Regions from separate parts of the Homo sapiens genome. Here all the other regions are linked to region 2. Evidence: chromatin contacts called from ENCODE Hi-C or POLR2A ChIA-PET data. All regions are on one chromosome and are shown on one strand. The core of a region is the stretch at or near the end of the contact, and the rest is flanking DNA. Distances in the headings are between cores, read along the strand shown.

Region 1 (3,795 bases), core at 10-2,509, 170 kb before region 2:
TAAGTGACATGGTCCGATCGGTAGAAGAACTTAGGGTTTGAAAATATTATAAAACATCGTAACATTAGCACATCCTTCTCTGCTTCCCTTCCTCCTGTTTTTCATTCCCTGTAATTCATGAATGATGACATTAAGAATTAATCTTCTAAACAGAGCCTATTAACCGAAATATTACAGTTGGAAGAGGGTATCTCTGTTTCTATAACCTAGACACTCACTCATCAGATGTTTGTAGACAGGGTCACTTTTATAATTGTCAGTTGGAAAGTCGGCATGCCTTTTTCAGAGGTGGACTAATTTGTTTTGAAAACCAGATTTTGGAAGAGTCAAACTATAGGGCAGAAGCGAATCATTTGCAGGGCTGGGAATATTATTTTCTCCCCTGGGACCACTTTTATTTGCTTGTCCTACATCTTCTTGAGTGTCATATGGGATTCAGTTCATCTTTCTTCTCTTGTGAAGAATCTATGTTGAAATTTCAGTATAAAGGGAGATCAGTAGGAATTCAGTTGCTTTAAACCCAGAAAGCCATTGATTTGCTTATTTAATCTTGTTCAGATCAGTGTTTTTTAGAAAACAAAACTAATAGTAAAAAGAGTTTCAAGAGGATATTTTTCCTAGACCAGATTTAAATGAAAAAAACTCTTTTTTATTATTCTTAAAAGACAATCCTCTTTGCCATACTGCATCCAAGAAGCCACAATTTCTTCCTCAGCTAAGACATCGTCATATCTGCTTTGACTTGTCTTACAACGAAGCAAGTATTTGCAAAAGGATTAAGAGTATTCAAGACATTGTAAGAAGCATGAGCAGCTCTCCCATCACAGGCATTGACTTTGACACCCAGTTCCCTGGACTGTGCTATTATAAGTGGTGCCTTTTTCAAAGCCCTTTTCCATATCCATGCACAGGTGGAGAGGGAGTTAGGGTCTACTGTCATTTCCATTTCCTGCTCCCTGAGAAGCCTCTCCTTCTATCTTTTAGTCTCAGATTGAAATAGAAGACTCCCAAGTAGTAAAAAGCTCATTAGCAGAGAAAATTTCTATTTCCAAGACAGAATCTGTTTATTTCATGAGAGAAGAAATTGATGGTAGTTAATGTCTAATGGAGGAAATTGTCCTTTGGACTGGGCTACACCAAGGCTACTATAGGAATGAATCATACACCGGACTCCTACTTTTTTATATCTGCATACCTTTACAATGTGTTGCCTTTTCCTGACTAAGCAGATTGCTCAATGTTAACAATGTGAAGGAATGAAAACAAAAATCTATCCAAGGACAACAAGTGCCTTGTAGCAAGTTTGTATTACCAATGCCCAACAATGGGTACTGAATGGCTAGCACATAATATGTTTGTGAAATTAATTCCTTTTTTGATTTATTTAGTTTCTACAGACAAGAAATGAGGGGGCATTGACAAGGCCTCTTGAAAAGTAAGGCACCAAGAAAATAAGATTACCTTCTGCCACTTAAACTCAAAAAAAAGCAAAATAGGTCAAAACAAACAAACTTGAATTCCCCAATGGCTCACAGCCTTGCAAATCTAGTGCTAGCTCTCTCACACATTATATAATTTTAAAGAATTTGTATAACTTCCTTGAGACTTTCTTTTTCCATGTGTAAAATTAAGAGGTTAATCTAAAATATCTTTAAGCTCCTTCTCAATTCAAGCATACCATGTATCCAAAGCAGCTCCCATAAATGTCTTGACAAGTATTGTCCAACAGTAATTTTTCTGGGGAGTCTCTCCCTTTGAAGAGAATACATATAGGAGGCCAACAATTTCAGGGTGTCATACATTTCAGAGTACTATACTTCCCACCTCATGGGCTCAGTAATCTTTTCTACTATTCCATTTATATGCCTGCCCTCCCCTTCTAAGCATTTGGTTCTTTTTATGAATCAATTGAAGAGTTCAGAGGGGTAAAGTAACCTGTCCAAAGTCATACAAAGTACCTAGGGATGAGGTCTAGATTTTTGTTTTGTTTTCTTTCCCAAGTTTCTCCTTGTGTTAAATGTGACCTTATTAAATGGTGTCATATTTATCACCATGACAAGACTTTTTGGGTTCCTGCTGGGCACACAGTAAGTTACCAGACCCCATGAGAATTTATGTGGCTTACAAAAGGCATGACTCCCACACATGAGCTTTCAATCTAAAATAATCCCATCTGTTCGACCTTTTGAGTACAGTATGTAAACATCTCTTTGTCCTTCACTAAGTAAATAGTACCACTATATTTCAATTTAAATAGTCTTTACAGATGAAGAAACAGAGTTTCAAAAGAAGTCAATTAATTTGTCCAAAACCATATGTCTAGAAATTACTAAGACTAGCACTAGAATGCAAGGTCTTCTTTCTTCTTGTTCAATTTATTTTGACCTAAACTATTTTACTTCTGAGCTGCATGGTACAGGGAAAAAAAATCAAAATCCTGTACAACTCAAAACCTTTTCTCTTATACATTAAAAACAGACTTCCCAAGTCTCAGAGATAACAGAGCCATTTTAAATCTAGCACAGTGAGTATCACAATCTCTCCTGGATAAAACAAACGGTAGACTTCAATCATTAACGAGCATCTTCTATGGTTAGGCAAAGAAAAAGCTAGGATCCCTGAGGATCACAAGACAGGGTAAGCCATGAGCCCTGCCCTCCATTTGGAGAGACAATGCAAATGGACTTTTAAAAGGACAACTTGTAGTGTAAGATAGTAAGTGAATAGAAAGTGGCAACTCTCCAGACTCACTAACACACATATTTATTATGTTCTATATTTAAGTTACTGAGTGTAACAATGACTGCTGAACTTCTTTTAACAGTGTTAAGTAATCCCTAAGAGAAGACTGAAGAAAGAACCAAACCGAGGCAGGCAGATCACTTGAGGTCAGGAGCTCGAGACCAGCCTGGCCAACATAGAGAAACCCTGTCTCTACTGAAAATAAAAAAATTACCTGGGTGTAGTGGTGGGTGCATCCCAGCTAGTCAGGAAGCTGAGGCAGGAGAATTGCTTGAGCCCAGGAGGTGGAGGTTGCAGTGAGCCAAGATCACACCACTGCACTCCAGCCTGGGCAACAGAACGAGACTCCATCTCAAAAAAAAAAAAAAATTCTTGACAAAGGAGCATTATATAGTGTTCCATGGGTCTGCGCATGCACATGTGCATTTGCTCCCTCTTCTCACTATCACTGCTATTAATTAAATTACTTATCCTGTCAAGGATGCCAATATAGTAGCAGAATTGCCCAAACAGCACCTCATTATAGATGAGAAGGACCTTATTGGATTCTGCTATGGTTTGAATGTGTCTTCCAAATTTTATATATTGGAAACTTAAGCCTGAAATTTATTATGCTGATTGGAGGTGGAGACTTTGGGACGTATTTAGGACTAGATGAGGTCATCAGAGTGGGCCCCCCAGGATGGGACTGGTGGCTTTATAAGAAGAGAGACCTGAACTGACACACACGCTCTTGTTCTCTAGCCATGTGATGTCTTGATACAGCAAGAAGACCCTCACTAAATGTGGCCACCTTACCTTGCACTTTCTAGGCTCCAGAATCATGAGCTAAATAAACCTCTATCCTTTATAAATTACCCAGTCTGTGGTGTTCTGTTATAGCAACAGAAAATGGACTATGACAGATACTTAGTCCACACTTCTGCCTTTCCTTCAAACAGAATTATTTCCCTAACATCCCTCACATAGGTGCTGAGCCTCTGTTTGCATATTTCTATTGGAAGGAGGGTTATTCTTTCTCGAGCTACCACATTCCACTTGAGAAGCTAACTC
Region 2 (3,852 bases), core at 89-2,588:
ACTGGACGTAGAACAACACAGAACAAATATTTTTTCTCTTCCGTGTGATCATTCTTAAAATTTTGAAGAAAACTTGAATGTTTATTTATTTCCTCATTGCCTTTCACTCTCTATGTACCCCACAGTCCCTGCAATATTTATTTGCCTCTGGGTACTCTCTACTTAGTCCGAGTTTTCACTAACTGCTAGGCCTAGAGAATATGGGTTGCATGTAGGTTTTGAACATTTCCATGTTCAGTGGGAGTGTTGTTTATTGTGATGTAGATGTTATGCTTCCATTAATCCAGCCCAAGATTAAGTCAGCATTATTTGTAATCATAATGAAATGCTGGCTTCCATTAAACATTCAAATGAACATATTTTTACTTCAGCGTTAGACTTTACATTCACCACCTTCGTATTTCATCTTACTGGTTTCGATCTTCCATCTGCATGTCTTGATACTTTTTCAAATCATGACTCCATATCTATTGCACTGTGACAGAAAAGAGAAGTCCTCAGATTATTCACCGTATGACTCTGACTGAGTCACTTGATTTTCCTGAACCTCAGTTCTGCCCACTGTAAAAATAAAGGAGAGTTGGGATCTAGCAATAAGTCTGTTCTGTATAGTTGTGAGAATCAAACATGACAATCTAGGCAAAACTATTCTTTAATATGAGAAACACTATGCAAGTGTTAGTTAATAGGATTGATAGGATTGGCTTTTCTTCTTGATTTTTGTCAACTGTAAAAGTGACAAGTGTGTTTTCTATGTCTTTAGCCAACTCATTAATTCAAATGCCAGGCAAATTAAGACCAAAATATTAATCAATGTGCTTTAGGTTTGTTTACAACCTGTTGTGAATCTATCTAAAGGTATTATGACCCTATTGGTATATTCAGTTTACCTTAACCTCAAAGATCTCATCAGCCTGGCTGTGTGTCAACACGATATGGTGTAGTAGTTACCATCAACTGCTTTGAGTCGGACAAATTTAGCCTCAATTCCGGCTCAGCCACTCACTGGCAAGTAATTCGTGTAAATTACTTGATCTTACTGATTCTCTGTTTCTTATCTTTAAAAAGGGAGATAAACAAAGTACTTACCTACTGGAACTATTGTGAGGGGTAAATAAAGCAGAGCCTAGCATAGAGTAAACGTTCAACAGTGGTTGCAATTTTTATGATATTATGAAAATTAAGTCATCCTAGTCAATCCTCTGATCTTATGAAGTAGCTCTATTTCAAAAACAATAAAATAAATTAAGCTAGCATAACATGACATTCCCTGTGAACCTATGTTCACTCCCAGTAACCACCACATTCCTTTGTTAACAGTCATGAACCATTAGCTTAAAAATCCATTCTTGACTTTTTCTAGGTTCACCATCTGAGAATAGCTGATCTGTTTGTGAATTATGGAATCTGCTTCCTTTTTGTGAAAAATTAATTGACATTTCCCTTATTCATTCATCTCTTGGTCTCTGAAAGATCTCAGTAGTTACTGATATTAATCCTCAGTTCATATTCACTCATTCAAAATGAATATTCTGAGTATCTACTATTTGCCCAACATTCCAGTTTTCTCAGCAGCCTGGCATAACTTGCGCCTGTCCTGTGTTCTCATTTAAAGTGACCAGGCTTTGTCTTACTGTCCACTTATCTATGTAGACTTGCAGTCAACTCCCTCTTTACATTGTTTGTGAATGTGGACAAGTCATTTAATGCTAAGTCACAATTTCCACCCCAGTAAAGTAGGATAACTACTGTGACTACCTCACAGGGCAAAAATAAATGAGACGAAGTGAAAAAAAAAAGTCCCCCAAACCCAAAGCACCCCCCAAAATTAATTCAAGGCATAATTTTCTTTTCCTTCCAGCCAGCAGACCACTTTCCTTGCTGCTGAACGTGAAAACAGAATATGAATTTACCAGTTCTGTTATCTGTTATTATTACACCATCTGCCCCAAGCAGTTTGGAATCACTTCCTTGTTCTACTTTCAAACACAGATGAAAATGACTTTTTGTGGTCTTTAACATTTTCAATAAACCCAAATTTTGTTATTTTTTGTTATTCATTTGTTATTTATACCCCTATGATATTCTGTATTAAAATACAAGTACAGTCAGATCCAGCCAAACCAAAAAAGGATGAAGAGATCAAGCATGAAAAGGAGGAGATAGAGCCTTGCTCTGACTGGATCATAAACCTGCCTGGGAGCAAGATGACAGAATGGAAGTCTCCAGTGCTCATTGTCCCTCTTCCTTACAGGAACATCAAACTGCACAGCTATCCAAACAAAAAAGCGCTTTCCTTAGAACCAAAACTCGGCCGGGCGCAGTGGCTCACGCTTGTAATCCCAGCACTTTGGGAGGCCGAGGCGGGTGGATCACGAGGTCAGGAGATCGAGACCATCCTAACACGGTGAAACCCCATCTCTACTAAAAATACAAAAAATTAGCCGGGCGTCGTGGCGGGTGCCTGTGGTCCCAGCTACTCGGGAGGCTGAGGCAGGAGAATGGAGTGAACCTGGGAGGCGGAGCTTGCAGTGAGCCAAGATCGCACCACTGCACTCCAGCCTGGGCAACAGAGCGAGACTCCATCTAAACAAACAAACAAAAAGAACCAAAACTCAGGTAAGCAATCACAGTACTGGGTTTTAACATCATATTAAGGAAAGAGGCACAGAAGAGAGTAGGAAAGACAGTCCAGAACTGTTGACACCACCCTTCCTCCATCCCCTGGCAGTGGCTGCATGGCACACAGACAGCATCTGTGTGCTTGGGGAAGGAAGAGCACAGTGATTGTGGGACTTTGCGTTGGAACTCAGTGCTGGCTTGTTGCAGTGGAAAACAACACAGGGCAGAACTCAGCCCGTGACCATGGAGGGAGTGTTTAGACCAGCCCGAGCCACAGGCAAATCATTCATCATAGCAGTTGGAATCTGAGTTCCGGCAGACCCCCCACTCACTGCAGGCTAAAGTGCTCTGGGGATCTAAATAAACTTGAAAGGTACTCTAGGCCACAAAGACAGCAATTCCTGGGCAAGTCCTGGTGCTCTTCTGGGCTCATAGCCAGTGGACTTGGGGGGCACATGACCTAGTGAGACACCAGCTGGGAGTGGGAAGGGAGTGTTTGCACCACCTCTCCCCCAACCATAGGCAGTGCAGCTTGCAGCTCTGAAAGAGACTCCTTCCCTCAGTTTGAAATAAGAGTAAAGGAGACTTGGTCTTTCAGCTCGGGTACCAGCTCAGTGACAGTACAATAGGATAGCAGACAGGGTCCTGAGACCCTCATTCCAGGCACTAGCCCCTGGATGACATTTCTAAACACATGTTGGGCCAGAACCATTTCCAGCTGTGGTAGCTATAGGGAGAGAATTCTTCTGGAGGGAAGGAAAAGGAAGAGTAAAATGAACTTCATCTTGCAGCTTAGGTACTAGCGTGGCCACAGTAGGACAGTGCACCAAGTGGGCTCCTGGAGTCCTCAATTCCAGGCTTTGGCTCCTGGAGGGCATTTCTGGACCTTCCCTGGGCCAGAAGGGAGCCCACTACACTAAAGGCAGAGACTCAGGACTGGCAGGATTCACAAGCTCACTGAAGAGGCCTTGACCCTTGAGTGAACATGGGTGGTAGCCAGGGAATACTTGCCACAGGCTAGGGGTAGCGGTGGCCATGGAGAGAGACTCCTCTACTTAAAAAGTGTGGAGGGGGCCGGGCTCAGTGGCTCATGCCTGTAATCCCAGCACTTTGGGAGGCCGAGGCGGGTGGATCACGAGGTCAGGAGATTGAGACCATCCTGGCTAACACGGCGAAACGCTGTCTCTACTTAAAAATACAAAAAATTGGCCGGGCTCGGTGGCTCACGCT
Region 3 (3,504 bases), core at 417-2,916, 200 kb before region 2:
TATCCATTCACAGTTAATCCTTTGAAATTGTCATGAATGAAGTAAAAGGTGTAGTAAATTACTGAAGACATTAATTTTGCAAGCAGCATAAAATGTTTGCCCATCATCTCGCAAATAAAGACTAAATAGTTGTTCTTGACATTATCCACACCTAAACTTAACTTCTTTTTCTGTTTCAATAGGTTTTAATATTTAACTTGCTCAAATTATGACTTGTTGATATAAATAAGAAATTTGTTTACTCTCCCCAACTGAAAGAGGAAGGCCAAATACTCAGTTATGTTCTATAGTAGGAATCTATGAATCATAGCATAATAATTGAGGCAAATGTCTTCCATCAATCTCATAGTTGCTGACCATTTGCAGCACGAGACCGAAATGAAAAAACTAGGTCCTAGCAGCTCTCTGAGTCATCTTAGTGGGTAAACAGGGTTATCTTGATTGAACTCACAGAGTATCTGACCTACCCAAATGTTAACATGTGTTGAAAACCACTCTCCAGCCATGACAGAAAATGCAGGTGCTTCATAAAACCTGTTGACTGAATCAAATGAGTCTACCAATTGATATTATTTACACCTATTTTGCTCTCCTTAACCGCACAGACTCTTCCACGCCCTTCCTAATCTTTCAGATAAATAATGATGCCCCAAAATAATGTGAATTCTCTAAATATCTGCCATAAACATATTACCTAAAATACAAATGAATTTATGGTTTCTTATTACTTGGGGATTTTCCTGTGCCATTTCTTCTTACATTTGTACAGGTTTTCTTTTCTGCATACAAATGAAATAATTAGGTTCTAGATCTACATCTTTGCAAATTACAAAATGGTTTTCTAGCTGCTTTCAGAGCAATAAAAACAAGTTAGGGAACAAGGATTTAATAAGTAGAAAAAAATTAAATATATTTTTTAAAGGTTTTCAATTAAGCTGTCATTAATGAATGAGTCTTTAAGATACGATTTATGAGGTGAATACACACACACACACACACACACACACAAATGCAGGATTTGCTAATTACTAGCTGTATGATCCTTATCCTTGGCAGTATACTTAATCTCTCTAAACCTTAGTTTCCTGGTTTATAAAATAAAGATAATAACAATTATTTTATGAAGTTGTAGTGAAGTTTAAACAAAAGAATGGACATAAAGGTAATTTTTCATTTTAAAGTCCCATATAAATGAAATTAGTGCTTGTATGCACTACCTACTCTGGGCCAAAGGCTAATCTTTCAGTTTGGAGAGAATATAAGAGGAATATAAGGCATATTCTCTTTCCACAACAAACTTAATATCCATTTGGGGAAGAGGAAATAATTAGAAAAAGAGTTGAGATTGCAGAAAACTAAGTTGTGTGACCCAGGTTATGTGTGCAGTAACAATTCTAAGAAGGAAGAGTTTAAAATGGGCTGGAAATTATGACCATTTTCTTTCCAAATGGAACAGGCTAAGCTTTGCCTGAACAAAGAAGCAAAGATATCTAACAGCTGCTTGCCACTCTCTGTTGCTTAAAATATCAGAGGAGTATGAGGTTTAGGCAGCTCTGAGTCATCTTCCTCCTAACTTGGTATTTATTCAGGACATAGCTCTAACCCTGATGACAACAGCATTCCTGACCTATGAGCTGCTCAAAATGCTAAGATGGTCCTGAAGGTGAAATAGACACCTTCTCCCCGTGCGGTCAGCTGCCATTCCCACTTGTGCTTCTGCAGCCTCCTCATTTTGTCACAGTGTTTTTCTAAATGAAAGAGGTCTGGACAGCTGAAGAAGAGGAACTGAAGCCAAATGAGAAATATCCTAGATTCTCTTCTTATGACAATGCTCAAGACTCACAGCTGAGGCAATTGTAGAAAGAACTGGAGCTTGGGCTTAGACCATGTGACTTTGGAAGCTTGTATATCATGAATGAAGCCCAATAAATTCAATTCAGTTGTTCAAACTCTATGCAGGCCTATTTTGATCAAAGTCCTGTAACTGTTAGATATGCAAAACTTATTAAGGGAGAATAATGAAAGATATGGAGGGATAAGACAATTTAACATATATTTTATGTGTTCTCATCTCATCCAGTGGTATCTGTAAATGGGCTCTGTAATCAATATTTTTGCAGATGAGGAGGATGAGGCCCAGATGGGTTGGATAACTTGTCCAAGGTCACACAATTTATAAGCTGCAGAGGGAAAATCCAGTCCCACAAAATCCTGGCTCTAAAGCCTGTGCTCTTTACACTTACATTGTCAGAGGGAGAAATACAAACACACAGAGAAGCATTTTTTTAAGAGGAGGGCTCAGGGAACAGAATATTTTCACAATTCTAGATGATGGGGTATTTTCGCAATAGGTGAACTGTGGAGGAGTAGGCTGGAAGGAGGTTGAGGCCATATGATGGAGAACTATGCTAAAGATCACCACTTTAGACTCAATTATGTAAACACTGAGGAGTCACCAGTGACTGACCAAGTATGAGGGAGTTCTGGGTATGGACAATGAGGGGGTACCCTGTCTATAAAAAATTTTAAAGCTATAATAAAACCCAGTCATTCTGATTCTAATCATCACTTCCTGCCGACATTTCTAAACAATGAAGTGATAAAATACTCCTCCTCAAAAAAAAAAAAAAATCATTTCTGGTCTTAGTTTTAAACAATTGCTGCCATTACCATTGAGTTTTAATAATACATTGTGTGGTTTGAATTAGCACATTTTTATTATTTGTCCTTTATTAAATATTGTGTTCAACATAAAAGTTAACTCAGCAAATTCCCAGTTAAACAATTGTTCCCCAAACGTACCCCACTCAGCTACAATCATTCAGGATAAATTGGGAAACCTTGGCAATTGCCTTGGGCAGACATAGCTGCAATTCTAAGTCAAAGAAACAGAACTTGAGTTATTATGGGATCACTTGGAGTTTCCTATTTTCGTTTAAATGCAAAATGCAAGTATAACATTTTTTATTTGATAAGTGCAAATTTTAGTTCATATATAAAATATCCCAAATTTGCACAATCTTTAGAATCAAAATCACTTCTTTTCATTTGTTTTAAAACAGAAGATTTAAAAATTATATTGATTGCTAATTACTACATGAAAATAATTGCATCACAAAGTGAGGGGTGTTATAAAAATGATCCAGCCAAGGTGTCAAAAATGCTAGGAATGCCACTGGAAGTCACTGAATGTTTTTGATGGCAGGGGTCACGAAAGAATGGTTAAGGTGAATCATAAAAGGCATCATCATTATACCAATCTATGTTATGTATATGTCTAGTTACCAATATGTTTTCCTAGAGAAGGAAAAAATGTGGAGTTTAAGTTGTCAAAAGCAATAAAAAGTATTAAGTGGTGGAGAGTATTCTGGCATGGCTCCTTTAAGCTGCTGCATTTTCATGGTAGAATATCAATCCTACCCGCAGCCGGTCTATCCTTGAAAGCAGACAGTTCTCATTTTAAACTGCCAGCAGAGAACACTACCACTTCAGGGAGTCAGTAGG

Evidence for each region. Hi-C counts contacts between places; a loop is a spot of excess contacts on that map. ChIA-PET counts read pairs that join two places held with the same protein, here RNA polymerase II (POLR2A). Pooled maps may share reads with other maps.
Region 1: a pooled map shows a loop between it and region 2 (3-fold over the local background). The contact joins two enhancer-like sites. A Hi-C loop is called at or near these places in 1 of 50 pooled maps. POLR2A ChIA-PET finds 5 or more read pairs at or near these places in 2 of 52 experiments (Panc1 and endothelial cell of umbilical vein).
Region 3: a loop to region 2 is called in a map of endothelial cell of umbilical vein, with 9 times the contacts of the local background. The contact joins two enhancer-like sites. A Hi-C loop is called at or near these places in 1 of 168 maps with a recorded cell type or tissue (endothelial cell of umbilical vein) and 3 of 50 pooled maps. POLR2A ChIA-PET finds 5 or more read pairs at or near these places in 4 of 52 experiments (A673, MCF 10A, Panc1 and 1 more).

Annotation. Positions count from the first base shown.
Region 1 is chr6:139,741,240-139,745,034 of GRCh38, reverse strand. No RefSeq gene overlaps it. Among named protein-coding and RNA genes, the nearest start is that of FILNC1, 28 kb to the left of the region's middle. Within about 2 kb of position 1,259, at least 2 of the 41 ENCODE cell types and tissues checked have a DNase peak (open chromatin) inside an H3K27ac peak, as active enhancers do; they include Panc1, where a contact is called at or near this core.
Region 2 is chr6:139,566,462-139,570,313 of GRCh38, reverse strand. No RefSeq gene overlaps it. Among named protein-coding and RNA genes, the nearest start is that of LINC01625, 94 kb to the right of the region's middle. Within about 2 kb of position 1,338, at least 5 of the 41 ENCODE cell types and tissues checked have a DNase peak (open chromatin) inside an H3K27ac peak, as active enhancers do; they include Panc1 and endothelial cell of umbilical vein, where a contact is called at or near this core.
Region 3 is chr6:139,762,918-139,766,421 of GRCh38, reverse strand. No RefSeq gene overlaps it. Among named protein-coding and RNA genes, the nearest start is that of FILNC1, 6.4 kb to the left of the region's middle. Within about 2 kb of position 1,666, at least 20 of the 41 ENCODE cell types and tissues checked have a DNase peak (open chromatin) inside an H3K27ac peak, as active enhancers do; they include Panc1 and endothelial cell of umbilical vein, where a contact is called at or near this core.